Linked DNA regions of Homo sapiens: region 2 is linked to region 1. A link is an interaction called in ENCODE POLR2A ChIA-PET data of the cell type or tissue named here. Cell type or tissue: MCF 10A. All regions are shown on one strand. Links, peaks and the distances in the headings refer to the core of each region. The heading gives the core; the rest is flanking DNA. Region 1 overlaps FAT3 (FAT atypical cadherin 3). Region 2 overlaps FAT3 (FAT atypical cadherin 3).

Evidence for each region. Peaks named below come from ENCODE experiments on the same cell type or tissue, not always from the same donor. Only the 100,000 strongest peaks of a DNase experiment are listed, where the experiment ranks them.
Region 2: POLR2A ChIA-PET joins it to region 1 with 5 read pairs; 2 of 35 experiments call an interaction of 5 or more read pairs at or near these places.

Annotation. Positions count from the first base shown.
Region 1 is chr11:92,843,819-92,854,779 of GRCh38, reverse strand. FAT3 (FAT atypical cadherin 3) reads right to left here. Exons shown (of 28, transcript NM_001367949.2): 19 at 10,048-10,846. Among named protein-coding and RNA genes, the nearest start is that of LINC02746, 66 kb to the left of the region's middle. RefSeq lists an enhancer at 476-976. In MCF 10A, for the core only: no CTCF peak of the experiment used is centred there; no DNase peak of the experiment used is centred there.
Region 2 is chr11:92,702,291-92,713,251 of GRCh38, reverse strand. The region is part of intron 4 of FAT3 (FAT atypical cadherin 3); the gene reads right to left. Among named protein-coding and RNA genes, the nearest start is that of LINC02746, 210 kb to the left of the region's middle. In MCF 10A, for the core only: no CTCF peak of the experiment used is centred there; a DNase peak (open chromatin) is centred at 5,861.

The DNA.
Region 1 (10,961 bases), core at 1,798-9,797:
TTGAATCATCAGAAATCCAGCTTAAAAGCCACTGTTCCAAAGGGGGAAAAAAGGGCCAGATAATTTCAGATGCATGATAGCAAAGATATTTATCCCTATAGGAATAATGGTAACATTTTTAAAAAACAGCTATAAGTGAATACAATAAAAATTAAACTCTGTATTTCAGAACAAATCTAGCGTTTGGGTACTTCTACCTTTTATTCACATGTTTTGGCCCTTTCTTTTACCATCAGTCCCACCCTGGTAATTAGCACAGTGATGGTAGCGATAGCCTGTCTGGAATGGCCACTGTGAAGATGCCAGCTGCAGCAGGGAAGGCGTGGCTGGGGTTGCATGCTCCACGGGGCTGGTGGGAGCCCCACCCCCCTACTGAGTTGGCAAGTGTGAACCCTGCACTCCTGGGCACAGCCACAGCTGCCCAGCCACAGCTCTGGACCTGGGCATCCCTGCACTCTTGGATGCCCAGGAAGCCCCACCCCTTTCCCCTGCAAGCTCAGAAGTGCCTGCTCCTGCTCCTTGACCTCTCCCTGCTCCCAGCACCCACTCCAATTTTGAAGCGAAGTTGTGGCCAAACCTGGGTTCTGTCGCAACCTGGATGGATATGCATGCATTCAGGGTGGTGCTAACACATCAGTCCCGCTGCCACCTTGGGCCCATCTCAACTTTGTGCATAGATGAGCACGGGAGGGAAGCTGCGGGGGTGCTGAGGGTGGCTCAGCACAAGCCTGCAGGCGCCCTTCAGAAAATGAACAGCCTGGATACGGTGGATGACATGTTGATGGTGGCAGGAGGCAGATGGGCTCCTGGACAGAAAAGGGCAGGTCCCCAGTGATGCCCCACCTTCAAGCCAGGGACTATCTGAAGCCTGGGGGCTGGGCTGTCAGTTCCAGGTATTCCACAGACTGGAGTGAGAACTTATGGTGCTTTTTCTGGGTCTGCCATGGCCAGCCATGGACCAATCAGCATGCATGTCCTCTCTTCTGAGCCCATAAAAACCCTGGATCCTGCCAGACTCAAACAGATATCCAGACTAGCAGCTGCAGAGAGGAGCTACCCACTGTGGGTCTCCTTTCTGCTGAGAGCTGGATACTCCTTGGGACAACCTGCCTGCAGTAAGGGGCTACCCACCGCGGGGCTCCTGAGAGCTGTTCTGTCACTCAGTGAAGCTCCTCTCCACCTTGCTCACCTTCCACTTGTCTGTGTGATTCATTCTTCCTGGACACAGGACAAAAACTCAGGACCTGACGAATGGTGGGACTGAAAGAGCTGTAACACAAACAGGGCTGAAAAACACCTCCCCTGCTCTCCACATTGCGGGCGACAAGAAGGAGAGAAAAGCCCAGACCTAGGGGATCCCCAAGTCAGGGCTGTGACACTCTCTTTGAGGTTCTGTGGTTCCTGGTATCTCCAAGCTTCTGGGCACCACTGCATTCTGCATGTCCGGATGCAAGTGCCTGCAGCAGAAGCCATGTGTGGTACATCTGGTCCAGCTGCAGCCTCACACAGAGCTGGTACCTGAGCTGGCGCCTGGAGCTGCCTGCCCTGCCATAGCAGTGGGCGTGCCTTGCTGTGCACAGTGGCCGAACCCCATGCTTGCTCATGTGCCAGCATGCCTGGCTGTGCGCAGTGGCCCACACACCCCTCACTACTCCACGCCTGGCTCGCCCTTGGCAGGTGTGGGATCTGGGCCAGTAGTGTGAGTCAAGTGCAGTCTGCTGGGCTGAGTGGGCAGAATAAGCCCAGTGGGTGTGAGAAATACTCAGGCAAAAGGTGTCACCAGCCATAGAGGTTTTCAGCTGGAGAAGCAACACCCCAAGGATCCTGTGACAACAGGGTTCCTCACTTTCTTACCCATATCTCCTGTTTTAGATTAAAGCACAGAGGTAATTAGACCAGCAACTGGAGCTCAGCCTCATAGCTCTTTTTCTTATTTCCTTCTGTCATAACCCATAGCATGACATGTAATTAAATCATGGTCATTAATTAATGGATTATGTTAGATCCAGTCCCCACTGTGAAAACTGTAGTTTGAGGATGTGTAAAAAAATACTCAAATATAAATATTATAAGTACATTCTAAGATGAATAATATCAATATAAATATTAGATATATAATCATGAGTATTTACATTCATTCCAGCAGCAATGACTTTTCTAGGTTCCTTTTCTTTCTTTCTGTTTTTAATAGGTTCTTTAGGATTAAGGGGATAGTTTTTGGCAAGGATAGTTTTTGTACCTCTTGATGTTTTAAAAATCCTCTGGGGACTCCTCCCTGAGTTCCAGCCTGGAAATGCTCAGCCATAAACATTTGGGCTCTGGCTGCTGTTGTCTGTTTGCTTTGCTCATGGGCCCACTCTCTTGTGGCTCAAGGAAGTATGAAGGCAGATTAGAATCTGCAGGCCAGTGTAAATGTAACATCCTCCTTAGCAGGGGACAGATGTGATCATGTGTGCAAACTGCAGTGTATGCCTAGAAAAACTTTTAGTTTTTGAAAAACAGATTCCTCAAAAGGAAATAACACCCATATGCCACATTGCAGTTCTTTCCTCTCTATGAACTATTGTAAAAAATTAAGTCCTTTATGAAATATATATTGTTAGAGAGACTTAACCTTTGTATGCCAACCCTGAACAATGTTATGTGTCCCCTTGGTCTCAGATATACCCATGTCTGGGTCCAGGAAACACTTTTCTGGGGATAGCAACCCTCTTTCCAGCCAAAGCCCTACAATCTTTATCTAAATAGAAGCTAGTAAGCTTTAAATGGATGCTGAAGGGTTAACTCGCTTTTAGAAATCACATGTTTCTGTCATCTCCTTTTCAGGAAGTGTATACACCTGTTATTGTTAAGAGCCTTAAAGACCCCCTCTCTGGTGGCAAACACTGCTCCATTGGCTTCAGAGTACCAGTTAAGAGAAGGCAGTATCAACTCCTGCTGGCTTCTGGGAGAAAGTTTATCTTATTAGCTATCATGAAGTAATGCAGATTTAATTAACTTGTGCTGTGTTTGGTGACAGCTTGGGGGATGTGGGCTCATAGGCTGACATGCTCTGCATCTTCGACATCCATCAATTTGGTACCACAGTAAGCATGAAGGGGGAAGGGTCCCACTTCATCAAACCAACTGACGCCATTTATGGTATGTCAGGGCAGGATCAGATGTGTTTAGCTCCTGTCACAAAAATGGCAGAGTAAGCTCTGTTCCCCATTCCCAGTTTCTCTTGGGAAGGTGGGGTAGTAAGATAAGTAAACAATACTGCATTGACATAGACGCAGACCTGGATTTTGGCCCTGGCTAATTTTTTTAATTTAGTCACTGTGTGGCCTTGAACTACTCACTTGTCTTTTCTAGGTCTCGATTTCCTTTTCTGAAAAATTAAGATAATGATTCTTTATAGTGCTGTGAGAATGAAATGGGCTAGTGTATGTGAAAGCAACTTGTAAAGAAAAACATTTATTATAAAAACAAATTACTACAGGGTCTCAAAACCAGAAACACTAATTTGACCCAGCAACATGGCAGAGACCTGAACTCAGGTGTAACTTTTCCCTTGTTGTCCTTTTTTGATCAGATTCATGATTTGTAAGTCCGCAGTAGGTGATACGAAATATGAAATTCTGTGTGCACTGTAGGCACAGAATAAAGCCTGGGGCTTGTTACTCATCCGCGTCACAGGAACATGCACCTGTGTTGACCCCATCACCACCTTCTCCATCTCAGGTGCAGGTGTTTTTTCATGCACCTTGTCCACCAGGAGAAACACGCACACCATGTGACCATTCCCTGAAAGGTTTTCCACCTCCTGATTTTTTGCTCAGGTGGAAATTTAGGTCACTTTCTGTAGAGGTGACAACAGGCAATTCACTTCAGCAGAAGCATCAAAGCTTTGGAACATGCAGGGAGGAGAAGGGTGATCCTCTGGAAGTTTTATAAGGTTTCGCTACCATATTTATGACTCTCCTCTCCTATCTCCCCAGCATTCCCGCAGCCCCCTGGATTAAGTCTCTGCTTTTAGCCAATATTTCAGTATCTAGCTGTGATTATTATGCTGCCACTTTAAGCTGATTCAACCTCTTGATTTATGTTGCTGCCTCATACATTGAATAATCCAATAACTAATGGTAAACATCCCATGCCCTGAATTCACGTGCTTTACCCACATGCCATGTCCTGGCAAATGCCACATAAGTCAATAAGCTCCCTTCTTAATTCATGGCCTGTGAGAAGTTTTAAAAAACGGAAGTCTCAACTTTGAAGTCATTTCTTATGGTTCTCTCGGAAGCAGAGAATCCTCCAGATGGTGTTTGCTTGACTCAGCCATATTTTCTGTATGATTTCACTAAAGGCCAAGTGCAATTTCATTCAAGACCTCCTCTCTGGGGCAGCTGTGTATGGGTGGACTATAGAAAGGAATACACATACACTGAGAAGCTGGTATCACCACCAGGATGGGGACCTCCACACCTCTCCTGGCAATGTGGGACTCATGCGTACTGGAGATGAGGGATCTGCCGAGGTGTATTTCTTATGAATGAAAAATAGAAACTTCCCAGTTTGTAGGGAGTTAACCTGTTAAGATTAATAGACAACACTGAGGGTTACTCAAAGCCACTGGGATTGGCTCTCTCCTTAGAAAATTAGCATTAGCAAACCCCGGCCAAAGTGCAAACCCAATTTCAGATTCTTCTCTGCTATATAAAAACACATCACGAACATGTTTTAAGTGTCTGACTACCTCACAGAAGCTGTCATCATTTTATTTTACAGTGCTTATTAGAAGTGCAGTGGCCACCTGTCAGCAGGCCTGCTTTACCTATCCTACCTTATCCCTCCGAAGGACTGTCCTGACTTCTTACCACCCACCCCACTGAGCTCTCTGTCATTTGCCCAATGCATGATGCTGTTTCATGCTCCATGGGAATGGGGATCACATCAGCCTCTTTCACCACTGTATCTCCAGCACCCCACCCAGGGCCTGGTGCAAAACAGTATTCAATTAACTGCTGAGAGAATAAGTAAACAAAAGGATGCTTAAAATGCATCCTCTACCTGGTAAAGACCTATTGTGACATGCTTCATTGCTTCCAATGTCTTTCTTGTACTCCTCCAAGTAGAGCTGATAACTCCCTCCTTTATGCTTCCTCCGTGCCCCAATAACACCATCTATAACTTTTTACAGCACATATTTGTTTACAGTCAAGGAGCAAAGGAACTTCTTGTGTTTGGCTAGGAAGAGGATTCAAAGGGTCATAACAATTATCCTTAGTTATCCAGAGGGCAGCTTGTAGAAGCAGGGTTAGCCAGGTTGGGTCTGCGTGGCTCTGAGGGATACAGCTAGATGATGTGACAAGGAGAGAGGTCCTGGTGTGCTATAAGGCAGAAGATCATCTCAGTGCTGCCTTGTGAGCTCCCAGTACTGGTGCTCAAACTTTGGCTGAATTACTATGCCAGGAATATAGAAAATAGGATGTCTGCTGTGGGTGGGAGTTTGGATTAGGAAACTTCTGAGTTTCTTTCAAATCTGTGCAGAAGTGGTAAGCTGCTGTGGTTAAAAAATGCTTTGAATAAGAGAGTCAAGGATGAATCCTGGCTCTGTCATTGACTAGCTCTGTAGCTCTGTGATTCTGAGTGAGTCAATTGACCTTTCCAAGTTTTGGTTTCCTTAATTTTTGAAAAAAGTTAATGAGACCTACTCTTTAGGATTATAGTAAGAGTTAAATGCAATTACATGTATGTGAAAAACAGCATGCGAACTGGTCATGGCTTGATAAACATTATCTGTTCTCTCTGTCCGTACCTCGATCCGTGCACTGAATTGCACACCAGTTCTTAACTCCATGCCTTGGCTCTCATGCCCTTTGGTTTGGAATCCCCTATCCTGGTCACCTAGATAATTCCAGGCATCCTTTCAGACCTTGCTCAGGCAGCACCACCTCCAGTGATTCCTCTTTATACACTGAGCAAACCCTATGACAGTGCCATCCCCCACTGGTTGAGGGCATGGCTGGTGTCTGACTCATTTCTGTACATCGCAGGGCTTCGCCCATGGCAAACACTCCATCCATTTCATTTGGAGCACTAGGTTCCATTCTATATTACATTTCTTAATAAAGACTTGACAAATCAGGCATCCACTTCTTCCACCACACCCATAAACACACTGGTTGTAAACTCTGATGGTCTCACTGGCAGTCCATCCAACTGGACAAGTGTGTCCTTTTTGATATATTTATGTATTAGATTTTTGAATGCAATTTTTCAAAAATGGACAATCAACAAGGCCCCATAGGCTGCCGTGACACCCCTTTCTCTTGCACATCTCCTATACGGGCTCGAGGACATCTATCATCCTCAATTAATTTAAGTTGGTGTCAGTCTTTCTTACTGAAGTGATAATGTTCATTGCACCTCTGAAGTTCACCAGGAACCACCTCACAACATCAGACCTTTGTATCTCTTGAAGTTTGTTCAGACACGATGCTTGTTTGTAGCTGGAGTCTAATAAGCTTATTTGGCACCAAAATTCAAGTCTGCTTTCATTTTGTTAAAACAACTCAGCATTTTGGTTCAAGATGCTAATGATGATAATTGGACCAAAAACTCTCTGTATGAGAAAAAGATGAGCTGGAAGTTGGGAGGAGGATAGAATATTGAGGCCAAATTTGTCTATACATTACTACACAGCCCAGAGTGGACAGTTACCTCTATTTATCATGCTAATTATTCCACCAAGTGGTGGGAAACTCCATCTAATGAATCTGCCGACCTCCTAGAGTAAACAGAAGAGCAGCCAATACTAATTGCATGTGAGTGTGTGCACCTGTGGGTGCACGTCTGTGTGTGTGTGTGTGTGTGTGTTTGGGGGGAGGGGCATTTATTGAATTCAATTATTTTTCCTTTCCAATAAACAAGAAAATGCCTAAAAATGCCTAACGCTTACCTTAACAATTCATGGTTGTATTTTTATTTGAAAGATAATTCTAGAAGTGAGAAAGCTATTGCTATTAAAACAAAGAGCCTGCTCCTGCCCCTGGAGGAAACGCTTTCCTCTTTATCTTGCTGTGTGATTTCTCAAAGTTTGGTTTCCTGACCAGTAACATTAGAGTCATCCAGGCTACATGTGTAGAATCCTAGGCTCCACCCCAACTGTCCATATCTAAGTGTGGGGCTCAGCAATGGGCATTTAGTAAGCCCCATGCACACAGGAGTCTGAGAGAACTTCTGCCTTACTGGGATTGTATTGTGAGGCTGGCGATCATTCTGCTAGGAAAATCACATTACGGTCATGAATTGCTTAATAATGGGGATATATTCTGTGAAATGCATCGTTGGGCTATTTCGTCATTGTGCAAACATCATAGAGTGCGCTTACACAAACCTAGATAGCACAGCCTACTATGCACCCAGGCTATATGGTACAGCCTATGGCTCCTAGGCTACAGGCTTGTACAGCATGCTACTGTACTGAACACTGTAAGCAATTGTAACACAATGGTAAGTATTTTTATATCTAAACAAATCTAAACATAGAAAAGGCATAATAAAAATATGGTATTATAATCGTATGGGACTACCACTGTATACATGGTCCCTTGTTGATGAAACGTTGTTATGCCATGCATGACTATATTTGAGGATTCTTATACAGTACATAGCACTGAGGTTATGATTCACATTTAAAAAGGAAGAGTCCCTGTTCTTAAGATGCAGATAATAAAGTAGGGGCCCAAGAGGGCCCTTTCTTGAATCAGTATGCTACTCTCATCAGCTGTATGGCCCTGGGCAAGGCACAAAGCTACCACATCTATAAAACAAAGATTATCATGTATCACCTGCTGAAGATAGGGCTGGGCTAGATGACCTTTGGAGCTCCTTTACCACTAAAATCTAGAATTTCATTTTATAGCTTAATTATAAGAGTGACTTGAAGGTGAGAAAAGGCTGAGAGCTTGGCCTGACTCTGCACAAAGCTCTTCTTGAGCAAATGCTGGCTTTTCAAACCCAGAAGGCCTCCTCTTGGGATGGCTGGGGCCTGACTCACAAAACCTTCTGGCATTCTAAATTTACTGGGAGTAGAAAGGTTTATGGAGACTAGAGAACAGGGCCAAAACATCACTTTGAAACATATTGCATTTAAGACATTAGTGTCTTATGTAAAATCAAGAGCAACCCCTCTATCTCCATCAAAACCACTCCTCTAAATCCTTCTTTTAAAGAATTATTCAGTCTGCTCCCTGCTCCCACCCCAGTCTCTTCTTGATGAAGTCATCCCTGAAGACCTAGCACATTGGTGGTCTCTGTGTACAGATACTGCAGACAGCTTTCCTTTGACCATAGAAGGGATTCTGTCCCTTCCATGCCCTAGCATTTACTGTAGCACTGTTACAGCAAGTAGGTGCTTGCAAGCTGACTTTACAATTGTCAGCTCCTAAGGGCAGTAACTGTATCTTTTTTGCTTTGAATCTTTAGTGCCTAGGACATTGCTGCCTTCACAGATTTTTTTCAGAAATAAATGAGTTCTCAGAGTACAAGGATTAATTAGCTGGTATAGTTTCGTCTTCAGGGTCTACCCTGTCCTGTCCTGAACCCGTTTTGAACCCTGGTGTGAATCACCGCATACAGACCCTAGCAGAGCTTTGGTGTATCAGTTTGTCAACAAAGGAAATCTAGATAAGGCCCAGACAGCTGGCATTCATAAATTCTGCATGTTGGTGACATCTGCCAGAAATGCATTTCACCTAGCATGCATGCTTTGAGTTACTTTGCAGCTAATTTACATATTAAACAAGTCTGGACATCCCTGCTTCTACCTGATGCAATCACAAACAGAATTCACTGGATACCACAGAGAGCAGCTGGCACACTGATGGGCTGCTTGGAGCCTGTCAAAGTGTCTCTCAGAGGGAGTTATGACCCCTAGGGCCTCCCTGTGATGAGCTCATTCTCCAAACTGCAACCAAGAACTTTCTGCAAGGGAAGAGGCCGGGGCCCTGCCTGTCCCCAATTACCTAAAGGATGTTTTACAAATGGCCTCCCTCTGGCCATGGTCCCTTTGGACCAAATTCACACTGGCTAGAAAAACTCTGGCTGCAATTTTCTTAGAAGGGGGCAGTGAATTTATGGCTCCACATGTCAGACGGAGGAAAAGAGAGAGAGGGCAATGCTTCTCATCGATCACTACGGGCATGTGACTCTGTGCAGCTATGGCTTTGACTAGTAAAGGTCAAAGTTCAGTGACTCCAGTTACATCAACAAACATGAACCATTCCTTCCCTGCCACTCTGAGGGCTGAATCCATCCCTTGACTGTGCTCCTGGACATCTGGCCTCTGTTTCTCACTGAAGCAAATCGAACTGCCCTTACCCTTGGCAACAGCTTCCTAACTTGTTTCCCTGCCTCTGGCCTGGCCTCCTCTAATCCATTCCCCTCTGCAATCAGCACACCCTCTGTGAAAGACAGATCTGATCCTGCCATTTCTTCGCTTCTCATCAGCCAATGGCTCTCACTGCCTTGGGATAATTTCTAAACTCTTCATCTTGGCTAATGGCCCTTGTGTGATGACTGGGCCTGCTCTCAAGCCTTATTTCACATCCCAGCCCTGCTTATTGCAGCCAGAGGAAAGCTCTTTCCATCCCCAGTGTAGGTTCCTCTTATGCCCCTAAGCCTTCCTCATGCAAGCTGCCCCTTGCCTAGAAGGCTCTCCCTCCCCTACCCTGATTCCTACTTGACCCTTATCTCTACCTAGAGGATACTCCCTTTGGGGAAATCCCTATCGGCTGGGTCCTCCACAGGACTTTGTATGTTTCTTGACAATATGTATAAAATAGGCTCGCCTGTTTGTCTGTCTGTGCTGCTCACTTAGGCACAGCTACATGGGACTGTACCTCCTGCAGCCCCAGCATCTATCATGGCTTTTGGGCACACAGTAATTGATCATTTAATATTTAGTTGAACGAATGATTGAATGCAGGCATGCTGGAATGGTAACTCATTCTACTCCTACAATCTCAGGAGTTGAGAGGGAACACTCAAAACTGCACTCACCATTGCAGGTGCAACGCACGTTCCTGTAGAAACGCGGACACACAAAGCTGATGCGAGCCGTGCTGTAGGTCATGAGCGCGTGGGAATCGAGTGACAAGCCTTGCTCACAATGCTGTTCCTGACAGTCCAGCCCTGAGCAGTTCTTCTCCAAGATGGCTGAGATGCGCATGATATTCTCCAGGTGTCTTCTAGCATTGGACAGCTTCTGGATCAGGTAGGCTGGCTTGTAGAACTCGCTGCTGTGCATCTCCACCGCAAACAGCATGTCCAGTTGGTTGGTGCCTGCCACGGGCTGGATGCTGATGATGCGCAGGCTGTCCTGCTTCTGGGTGAGGACTGCATTCCGCAGGGTGCGCCGGAACCCATGCATGTGCAGCCCCACGAAGTCCTCAGGGGACACATTTTCAAAGCGGATGGTGACAGTGTTCTGCAGCATCTCATGCACCAACTGCTCCACATGCACGACCACATCAATGGGTACCTGGAAGCGACCATCACTCACAGACACATTCAGGACATACTTGCCGCTGTCCAGGCCTCCCAGGGCGATGATTTTCCCATCGTGACTGTTCACTTTAAATAAGCTTTTCTGCTCCGATTTCAGGGCAAATGTGAGCACATCATACATGTCTTGATCTGTGGCATGAATCTTCCCAATGACCCCACCAGGAAAGTCATCCTCCATGGTGACAATGAAAATTTCCAGGGGAATGGCTGTGGGCTTGTGGGTGCTTTCCTCAATGACTCGCACGCGGATGTAAGTGTGAGAAACTTGCTGGGGTTTGCCTGAATCCTTTGCCTAAAACAACCAAGAGGTGAAAAGGCAACAAAGGAAGAAAACTAATCATAGTAAGTTTTTAAAAACCCGCAGATAGAAGACGTCTGTACCTTTACGTTTGCTTCTTCCTTCATTC
Region 2 (10,961 bases), core at 2,003-10,002, 140 kb after region 1:
CCTTTGCTTATCATTCTTTGCAGTTTTGAACTCTTACTCCAAACCTCAGTTGTGGTAGTCAAGGGCAACTTCCTTCTCAAAGTTTCACGTATGATTTCTAAGATCCCTGGGTCCATCTCTGGGTCTACTTATAGCTTCCAGAAGCTGTATTTTTCACCAACTTGCCTTCTTAATCTCTTATGTCAGACTTTAAGCCTGAACACCTGTGTGAGGTGGTAAGCAGTGTGCAGTGTCTTTTATGTATTGGTCAGAGTGCTGATTTCAAGCTTGCAAGCTGGGGCTGGGCTTTGGAAATGTACACATCTCCAGATAACACCATTTATTAAGCAACTTCAGCCTCATGCATTCTGTCCTTCCAGGAGCAAGTAACCCTACTGTGGAAAACATAATTAAGTTAAACTGTAGGTGGTTCAGAAATATTTGTGTTACCAACTGGCAACCTTATAGATGGTGTTTTCTGCTACAGTTTCGGAACTGCCCTTGTCATTTGTTAGGCATTTATAGTTACACATTTATGCCTTTGGAAATATCTGGGCAAAAGCCTAGATAGCTAAAGCTCCTCTCAGGTAAGAACTAATTGTAAAGTTGAGGTGAGATTAGTTTTCTATTTCCTCTGTCTAAACACAATGAAAAGAGAAGGTAAGAATATATTTTTTTTCATTTTAATTCAGCTAATATTTACTTAGAGTCTAATAAGTACAAAGTCAGTACCAGGAAGAAAACAAAAACAGTCATTAAGGACCTTGTAATCTATGGTTTCACAACAGACTCATATTCATGAATTATATATTTCTTTACATTTTTACTCTCAAAAAGGGATGTTTTATAGAAGCATATTATTTTTCATGCCCTCCCTCCGTGAAAACCACATTTCAAGGTTGTCTGAAAGTGGGGTTTCTCTGAGTGCAGAGATGACTTATTCTTGGCATGCACGTAAGAGTCTTTCCAGAGTCCCTTTTTCTTAATAGCTCCAAGTTGGAACTGATGGGGGATGTGTGGCGGGAGACAGGGGCTGCTCTTCTTTCTCCTTATTCTACCTGCATCATCTGAAGGGATTTTGCTTTTAAACATGAGAAGGCATATGTGCCCTCTCAGAGACATGTCAAGCCTCAGCTACAGTTTGGTTTGGATCCTTTCCCTCTTTTTACACTACAATTTGTCACCAGTAGAGAATGCAGACAGCTATGCCAAATGCGAATGTCGCTTGCATGCCCACATTTGGCAAATGTTTATCCAGATCTTTAGTTTGGGATTTAAATAATCCATCATCAAGCAGATGATTTCTAAGGTACTATTTAGCTCTGAAATTTTATGATTCTGTGGGATTTATTTGTACTTTTGTGAAAAGGTGCTTACAATATATCATTTTGTCTTCAATGACAAAATGTTGTAAGGTAGAATATCAAACTATACTGGAAGAAAGGAGAGTAGCTGATATTTGTGGGTAACCTGTTTAGATGTCTAAAGTTACATATTTAGGTTACATGTTTAGGTTCTTGATATAATTTTTCAAAGGACATGAATTAATATGCAGTACTCTTTTCCAAATGTTTCAAAGATATTTACATAAACATTTCTTACACTGTATAATTTTTCCTTCAGTAGGTAAATGCTATAAGGTAGAGTATTACAGATCCAGCCAAGGGATAGATTTTTGTTCATATTTGCGTGCAAGCTGATCAAGTATTGGAAATAATCTGCCAAATTACATTAGATGATGTCCAGAGTCTTTCCTTTAGCTGATCCACAGGCAGAAGTGAAGGCTAGTAAATGGCTTGAAACTGGGCACCAAACCAACACTACAGAAGTATCACTAGGGCCTCCTGGGGGGCTGGGCTATATTCATGCAATATTCTAGAAAAAGTGATAGATGGTTCCTACTTAAGGTCATTGGCAACTCTACCCTAGATTGCTATTTAATGAGATCCCATGCAATGGAAAAAAGTAACATATTGAATGTAAATATATTAATATAGAAAAATGTCCATAACAAATAAGCAAGGATATGAAACTATATAAAGTATTTATTAGATTTCTTCACAAATTTTATGTAGGATTATATGAAATATATGTGTATACATATATACATAAATGTAAAAGAAAGTTCTGAAAGATTATTTACCAAAATTTAAAACACAATCATCAATTTATGGAAAAACTATGAATATTATTAAATGTTTTTATTCATTTATCTTTGTCTTCTCTGTTTTTGTTAAATTTTCTTACAATGAACATGTATCATATATGATCATAGTTACATGATTCTCATATTTCTATAATCGGAAATAATTGTATTTTTAAAAATCCTACCATAGGCACTATGTAATTTCTAAAAGAGGAGTTTTGGAATAGGCTTTTTCTCCCTTTCACCTAGGTGTGTACTTGCTTTACACCATGAGAAACTGAGTTCACTCTTCCTTACATGTTGATGCCCTTGTGGCATGACAGGAACTTTTAAATGAATTGCTTCTGGAAGCATCATTTTTGAAGACGGGTAAATGGTTTTGTGCATGTATCAAAGCACACATCATGGGTCTGTCACGGCCTTGCGCAGAGATATTTGTAATTCTTCATTCAGAGATGAAGCAAGCATGCCCTGGCTACTGCTGATAGAGACAGAACAACACCTTCTGTTGTAAAAAATGCTAAATAAAAAATCCCATTCTGTTCTGGCTGATACCAAACAAGCGCATCTCTAATTCCTGCATACCTCAAGAGTCTGTCTGCTGCGGTTATGTCTCCCTGCCAACAAGGCTGTAATATTGCTTTAAATTTGACTGCAGCCTTTCTGACTTTCTCACCTAATGAGAAGAGGTTCTTAGGCCTTGGAGGGCAAAGATGGGACATGCAAAGTTGAGACTTTGCCAAAGTTATTTGCAGTGACAAGAAGAATGCCATATACCATGAAGAGAAAATCTCAGTCATTTGGTATCCTATGGGATCAAAATTTGCTTTCATAGCCTTCAATTCAAAAACAAAGCAAGAACAAATTAAGCCTCTCTCAATATGGGGAAAGTCAGAACACTGGATCGCTCAGTCTACTTTGTAGTACTGGTTGCTTAGTTTAAAGTGCTTTGTCTTTGTGAAGCTTCTTAAGAGGGCTACTAATGAGTACTTATGCATTTTTTAAAATATTGACATTTTTCTATTTTATTTGAAAGTAGTCACCTAAAAGTAGATTTTATTTCAATTACATAACAGCAAGGTATACGTTAGCCTGGAGCTTAGCCCTACATCTAATTTCAAGACTTATCAGCATCTTTAAAACTCTAGAGTGGCATGCCAGGAATTATAATGGGTACATCATGAAAAATCTAAGATCTTTCTTCTGAATTATGTATTTATGATCTCCCAAGGATGATCGGAGGTAATGTGATTTAGGAACTGCTTTTAGGCTCCAAACAGGAGCTGGGGTTGGCAAGCCACCTCAGTACAGACTGGGATGCGGTGGGAGAAAGCCCTTCCCTGTTCTGCATATCAGCTGGCACCCCAAGGGCTCCTCAAACTTCCCACCTAGGTGCCTCCTCTGTGTGCTTAGTGTATATTTTGTGGATCTCTGGACAGTACATATCACTATATCCTGCAAAGCATGGATTACCTGGGTTGTGGATTACCTGGAGCCCTAAACTTCCACTCAGCCAACATTCATCAAGTGCCTATTACATCCCTGGCATTGTTTTAGGTGCTGGGGTACAAAGCGGAGTAATCTGACCCTTCCTCCTACGGGTGACCTTCACTAAAGGTAGGGCCAGGAAGACAGAGGATTAGAAATCTCAGTGGAGCTCATCTTGCAGCTTGCTAATGAAGCTAAGAATAGCCTAAAGGAGAGGCGGAGTTTGAAACTACCCAGGGCAATGATTTTCAAATGATGATATCTGCTGCTGAATATTAACCATGCTGTGGGCTACCTCCATCGAACATCTCCTAAACAGTCACATCCAGTTTCGTATTTCTACACGATTGAGGTTTTGACATTTGAATGAAACATAAAAAAATTCCCATTAGATGTCTAAATGTTAAACACATTGACTGCATTAACAAATAAACACAATTTAAGACCTTAAAGGGGTTATGATTCCGGGAGAAAGCTTAGGGGTTAGTGATAAGGCTGGACAGGCCTGAACATGGCTGGCCGGGGGAAATTAGTTATTTGTCCCATCCTAGTCGTAAGACTAATTTATGGAGCTCCTGGATGCTTGGAAATGCTACTGCTCTATTATTGGAGCTTGGGTGCCTCGGTCTACCTATTGGATACTGGTTTAGAAAGCCAGAGGGAAAGACTGTGGATCCAATAGTAGAGATCTAATGACCTTCATCATAGCCATGCCAGACCCACGGTTGACTCATTAGCCTGTCTTAGGAGAATAAGCTATTGCAACTTACATGTTTACAGCTTATTTAAGTGGATGGTGGCCAGCGGAAGCTGATAAATCTCTAAGCTTTTGGGATTTTCTTCAGAAAAGGGCCAAAAAAATTAATATATTTTTGAGTGCATACCATGTGCCAGGAACTTCTGTAGGCTCATTCATAGATGCTATCTTATTAAAGTATCATAAGTATATTCAACAACTATGAACCAAGCTATAAATACAATGCATAATACAAGGCCTTAAGTGTTCTGAATTTTGTCACAAGATGACTGCTTCAGGAATCACAGGGAAAATTTTAAAGCTTCTAATTATAATAGCTAACATATTAAACACTTAACATGTGCAATGCATGTGCAGTGTAAATATCCTCACCAAATCTTATAAAGGTATTATTATTGTCCCAATTTTATAGGTAAAGAGACGGAGGTTTAGATTAAGTAATTTGGCTGTAGGTCACACAGCTAGTGAGTTACTATGTCTGTCTCCATATCTTGTGCATTAACCATCTCTATCTACATTTATAATATATTAGTTTGATATAAATGTAAAGGGATGATCACAATTAGGACAGTGTCTTATAAGAGATTTTTTTCACTGTTTGATTGAATAATTGTGTAACATCCTTACAGTTCTACACTCCCAAAAATTAAACAACCAAACTTATTATAGGTTTTCCCCATTTTGAAGGCTGGTATTGTTCCAAGATTCTAAACTATTTTCCTTGGCTCTGACGTGCAGGGCTCTCCTGACTTATTTTCATGACAATGTTCTACATCCTTACGCTGACAACTCTCTTGGTATTTCAGTAAACCAGTATTGCCACAAAATAGATGAGGTTGGTAGCTCCCAATTTGCCACAAAAGCAAGGCACTTGAAAGGTCTTGAAACAACAGCTCATTTGAACAAAGCTGTCTGCTGCAGGCAGGAAGCATGCCAAAGTAGTTTTTCCTGATTATTAATAGAAGCACTTGAGTTGAATTCCATATTTTAAACTTGCTGTCATTACATTTTAAATTTTCCCACAGACAGATATGAAGTCCTCAACTGGGTCAAACACATCTGACATTAGGCATGAGCTTCAGTGGTTTCTGAAGGCCTCGATAAAATTAGACTGGACAGATCATTCTGTAGCTCAGAGAGTGTGTGTCATAAAATAAACTAGGAAAGCAACACAAAGGAAAGAAGGAAAAGGAGCTATGGAAGTAAAGGGCAGAGAGTCAATTTACCATCATTGCACTACGGGGAAGAAGCCAGTCTGGGCTCCTAGGATGGGGGATTCACAGTCAGGAGTTCTCATGATTGTTCAGAGCCATGCAGGAAACTCCTAACCTCTTCTCCAAGAAGGTAGAAGCCAGTTGTGCAATACCAACCCTTCAGGGTAATAGGCTCCCTCCCACCAACCCCCAGAACTCAGCCAGAGGTTGAGGCTATTACAGCTGCTTGGCTCAGAAGACTAAAAGGAAGCAGCAACATAGCACCACGTTCCCATCCACAAGTGAAAACAAAGCAGAGTCTCAGCTCCCTAAGGCCTGTGTGCACAGCTCAACAAGCTGTGACCTGCCCAAAGCAATTATCTGCCTGTGCACCATGGGTGAGCAGAGCAGTCAAAACTGGCTCATTTCCATTGCCAGGCGGAGCCACTGGGTGGAAGGACCTCCCTAGATCCAAGTGAACTGGTTTCATCTACCGCTGCTCTACTAATTAGTGTTCAGGTTTAAGGAGAAACAAAATAAACACAACCTTTCACAAACAGGTAAATTAGAGGTGGCTATTTATGGAATCAAAGACTTATTCCAGACAACTCTCCCAATATATATAAGTGTTTGCCTGCAGCTTATTAATGAGTAGGTCAACCAGGAGCACAGAAAAGCAAAGTTAAAAAGTGAAGAGCTACTGCCAGATGACATGCTCACACAACTTGAGGTACCCCAAAGATCCACAGCACCCTTCCGTTCCTTGGCTCAGATAGAAATGCCTGTGCGGACAATGTTCAGCTGAGATCCCAACCAAGTCTTCATATGTGGTAATTTCCAATGTCAACAGAGTCTCTTAAGACTCAGCCATAGGCTCATTTCTTATTTATTTTTATATGCACATTTTAAAAGATGGGTACATTTTTAAAGACATGAGGTGAAGGGAAGATAAGAAACTAATTACATCCCACAAAATATGTGAATTACTTACTTCATTCTGAGAGGATTACAAATTATGAGGCAAGTAAGAAGTCTTCCTTTCTATCAACTGTTGCAAAACAGGGGTTCGTTGGCTGACAGTGTTTTAAAAAAAATGATGGAGTTGTCAACATGTAATATAGAGAGATGTGGAATGTAAATGTGATTTTTTTTTTGGGAAACAAATTAAGACTTCCTGCTGATACTGGGCCTACCTGCTTCCACACCTGCTGCTGGCAGTGCCTTTTTAGGAGAAGGGGCAGGTAGAATCCACTGTTCCTCCCCGTCCACATCCCCACCGCTCCCACACATGCTGCTTCTCTGAATTACTGACCTACCCAGACCCATGGCATCTTGTAATCTCTGTTTTGAATGTACTAGCTCTGAGAATTAATATTTGCTCTGAAAGGTTTGTTTTTCTGCATCAGATTCAATATTTACTCTTCAGATAATAGGGAAATTTAAGTGGTACATCTGCAATTTATACTGGTGGGAAGATCTCAGAAAGGATTATTCTTAAGGGCCCATACTAACCTGGACAGTTCTGTAAAATTAGGAATAGTAAACCTCACTCCCATCTCATAAGCATGCCACCATTACTACCACCACCACCATTAACACCATCTCCACCATCACAGTCGTCACTACCACCCTCATCTCCATCATCACCACTGCCACCACTATAGTCACAACTGTCATCTCCTCCACCACCACCACCACCATCACCATCACTGCCACTACCATCACCATCACAACCACCACACCACAATCACCACCATCACACCACCACCATCAAACCACCACCATCACCACCACCATCACACCACCACCACCACCATCACACCACCACCATCACTACCACCATCACACCACCACCATCACCACCACCATCACACCACCACCAACACCAACACCATCACACCACCACCATCACCACCACCATCACACCATCACAGCACCATCACCCACCACCATCACACCATCACACCACCACCACCACCACCACGATCACACCACCATCACACCACCACGATCACTACACCATCACACCACCATCACACCACCAACCACCATCACACACCACCATCACACCACCACCACCACATCACACCACCACATCACACCACCACCATCACCACCACCACCACCATCACACCACCACCATCACACCATCACACCACCACCAACACCACTATCACACCACCACCATCACCACCACCATCACACCACTATCACACCACCACCACCATCACACCACCATCACACCACCACCATCACCACCACCACCACTACCACCATCACCACCACCACCATCACCACCACCACCACCAACACCATCACCAACACCATCACACTACCATCATCACCACCACCATCACACCACCACCATCACCACCATCATCACACCACCACCATCACCACTCCTTGTTTAGCTAGACTTGGAATGTCAATGGCCATCCCTAACTAGCCTACTAAAACCTTTTGGGGGGATTATTTAAGAATGACATGAATTTTAAAAAATCTGCTTAGGAGGGGTTTGTTCCTGGGCAAGAAGCATTCTTGTGGGTAAAACACTGGGATTTCTGAGAAAGGTACGCTGGCAACACTCACTGAGAAGAATGGAGGAAGGAGGCACTCAGGAAGCTAGAAACTTGAAGGCAGGGAAGGAGTTAGGAACCCATGTATGCCACAAGAGGGCCTTCTGTGGAGAGTTTTAACTTGGAGGATAATTCTCCCTTGGAATATGGAGCATGAAGCACGGGAACCCTCAAATTTAGACAGAGGTTTTTCTACTGTATTGTAGTTGCTGCAGTCCCTAATAAAGTCTGATGCATTTGTGTAGCCTTGTGAGGTGGTGGTGTGAGGAGGGGCAGGGACAGGCCAGTTGATGAAATCTGGCTGCTTACTGGTCTGCTAGGGCTGCATAACCGAGGAACATAGACTAAAGTGCCTGAAATGACAGAAATTTGTTTTTTCACAGTTCTGGAGGCTAGGAATCTGAGAAGGTAATGACAGGGCTTGGTTTCTTACAACACCTCTCTCCTTGGCTTGTACAGACAGCTGTCTTTTCCCTCTCTCTTCAAATGGCCTTCCCTCTGTACATATCTGTGTCCAAATTTCCTCTTCTTATAAGGACATTAGTCAGCCATATTGGATTAGGGCTCTTCCCAGTGACCTCATTTTCATTTAATGACCTCTTTAAAGACTCTTCTTTCCAAATCCAGTCACATTCTGAGTTACTGGAGGTTAGGATTTTAACACATGGATTTTGGTGGTGGGAGGTGGTGCACAATTCAGCCCATAATACGTGCTTTGCAGTTACTCCTCTGCTGAGTCCAAGCTGGTACCCACCATGTGGACACAGCATCCTCTCAGATGGGCTTGGTCTTGGAGCTCAGGGCACAGCCCAGCAGCAGAGTGAGCCTTGTCCAGAGCTGGGTGGATGGGGCAGGCCAGAGTATCGGGCTCTGAGGATTAGCTGAGGGGGTGGTGGATGGACAACCAGAGTATGAGAGAAAACCTGCTCTTCAGATGCATAGAGACTGATCCTTGAGGCTGGGTTAACTTGACACCTGGGTCAATCCATTATTACAAAATGAGAGCGAGAAAAGATGATTCAATTTGCCACATTTCAATAAGCTGATGGATATTGGTAGCCATATTTGTTCCATAAAGAGAGAAAGACCTATCCTGGGTACTGCCATGAAGTAGTTGTATGACCTTGGATCACTCTCCTCTTTTCTAGGTCTCAGTTTCTGTATCTATATAACGTGAGAGCACAGTTAGGAATATACGAATTAATAACAGTTTCTTGATGCCAAGACAGCAGCTAATGAAAGTAGCTCCCTACTTGATCTGCAGTTTAGTACTCTAGGAGACCTTACTGTGAAAGTCAAAGGAAAAAATGTCCAGTGGGAAAACCACACTAATTCTAAGAAGAAAACCTTAGTACTTGGCCCAATGCCAGGCCTTGAACAGTCATTCGATAAAGCTTTTATGAAAGGAAGTAAAAACAGAAAGAGTGCATATCTATTAACTATCGAGGTTGATACAATAAGAATAAGAATGTGAACAAATGAGAGAATGGAAGGAATGAGTGGAAAGAGGTCAGCAGCTGTGTCACAGGGCATTAATTGTGTGTGGTGCCTCCTGGGAGCTCTGGAGCACAGAAGGTGTCATCAACTCTCCTTCTGACGCTGATGCCTGCTCCATGCTGCTATTTTTATGCACAGACATGCCATTTTTTGAGGGCCCATGGATACTTCCTGTAGAGTTCTCTGAAGGTGGCAGAAAGAGATGCCTAAGAAGAGAAACTTCCATTTTTCTTGAAGTTAAATTATGAAACTGTGGACTGTTTAATGGGTTGAAATGAGCCTGCAGTTCTTCTCTACCAGAAATTATCATCATTTTAAAAGCAGATGCTTAGCAGATGCTTTACCAAAGGAAGAAGCTGTTAAGGGTGTGCTCTCAGCAAAGAAATCAATTTGCATCCTAAGGCAAGAGAAAATGTTATAAAAACTTAATAAAGAACAATATTTTTTTCCCTCAGAAAATAAAACTATAAAAAGGGATGAGAACTTCAGACAGGAAGAAAAATTATTCACATGAGTTGTATGTTACAGAGGACAATGGATGAGTTTGTTAAAAAAGACAGATACTAAATAATATACATTCCTATGGATCTAGTCTATTCCTCTGTAATCTGTTATTCATACTGACTTCACTATTACATTTAACCACATTCTCTGGGCTGTTCCAAATTCTATGCATACATATGACATAATTGCTCATCCACTGTCTTTACACTGGTTACTGGGCCTTGTCATCTTCTTTTTAATTTTTTTTTGATTTGCAAATAAAAAACACTCTCTGTGTTCTCTTTGGGAGACTTTTATCAGAACCATCCAGCCCTGAACACAGAAGCATTTCAAGATCAAAAGGGAGGCAAATAATACTCTTCAGCAAGCAAGATAAAGATTCACACATAATTAAGCCAGGACTATAGGATTATTTAAGTAGATGTATCTTTCAAGAATAATCGAAGTGCTATAAGCTTTTCAAACTGCTGGAGCCAGTCCAGGAAAAGAAAGGGAACTGGCAGTGTGTTTGTGGAGGACAAGGGGAGGAGGAAGTAGATGGAAAAGAGGGAAAGGGCAAGCAATAGGTTACCAGCATCTCTGTGTGCCAGGCCTTCCATGCAGTTTATCTGTGAGGCAAGTTTATTAACCCCATTTTCCAGATGAAGAAAAGGAGGATCAAAGTTAATTTAACGTGGCAACGCTCATGCAGACGAAAAGAAGCCGAGCATGCCTTCTTCCTGTCTCTACATCCATGCTCTGTCTTGCATGTTAATTCTCTCCCCTTCAAGGTCTCATTGAGGAGTGAAATAACGTCTCTTAATGTAAGCATTCATTCACAC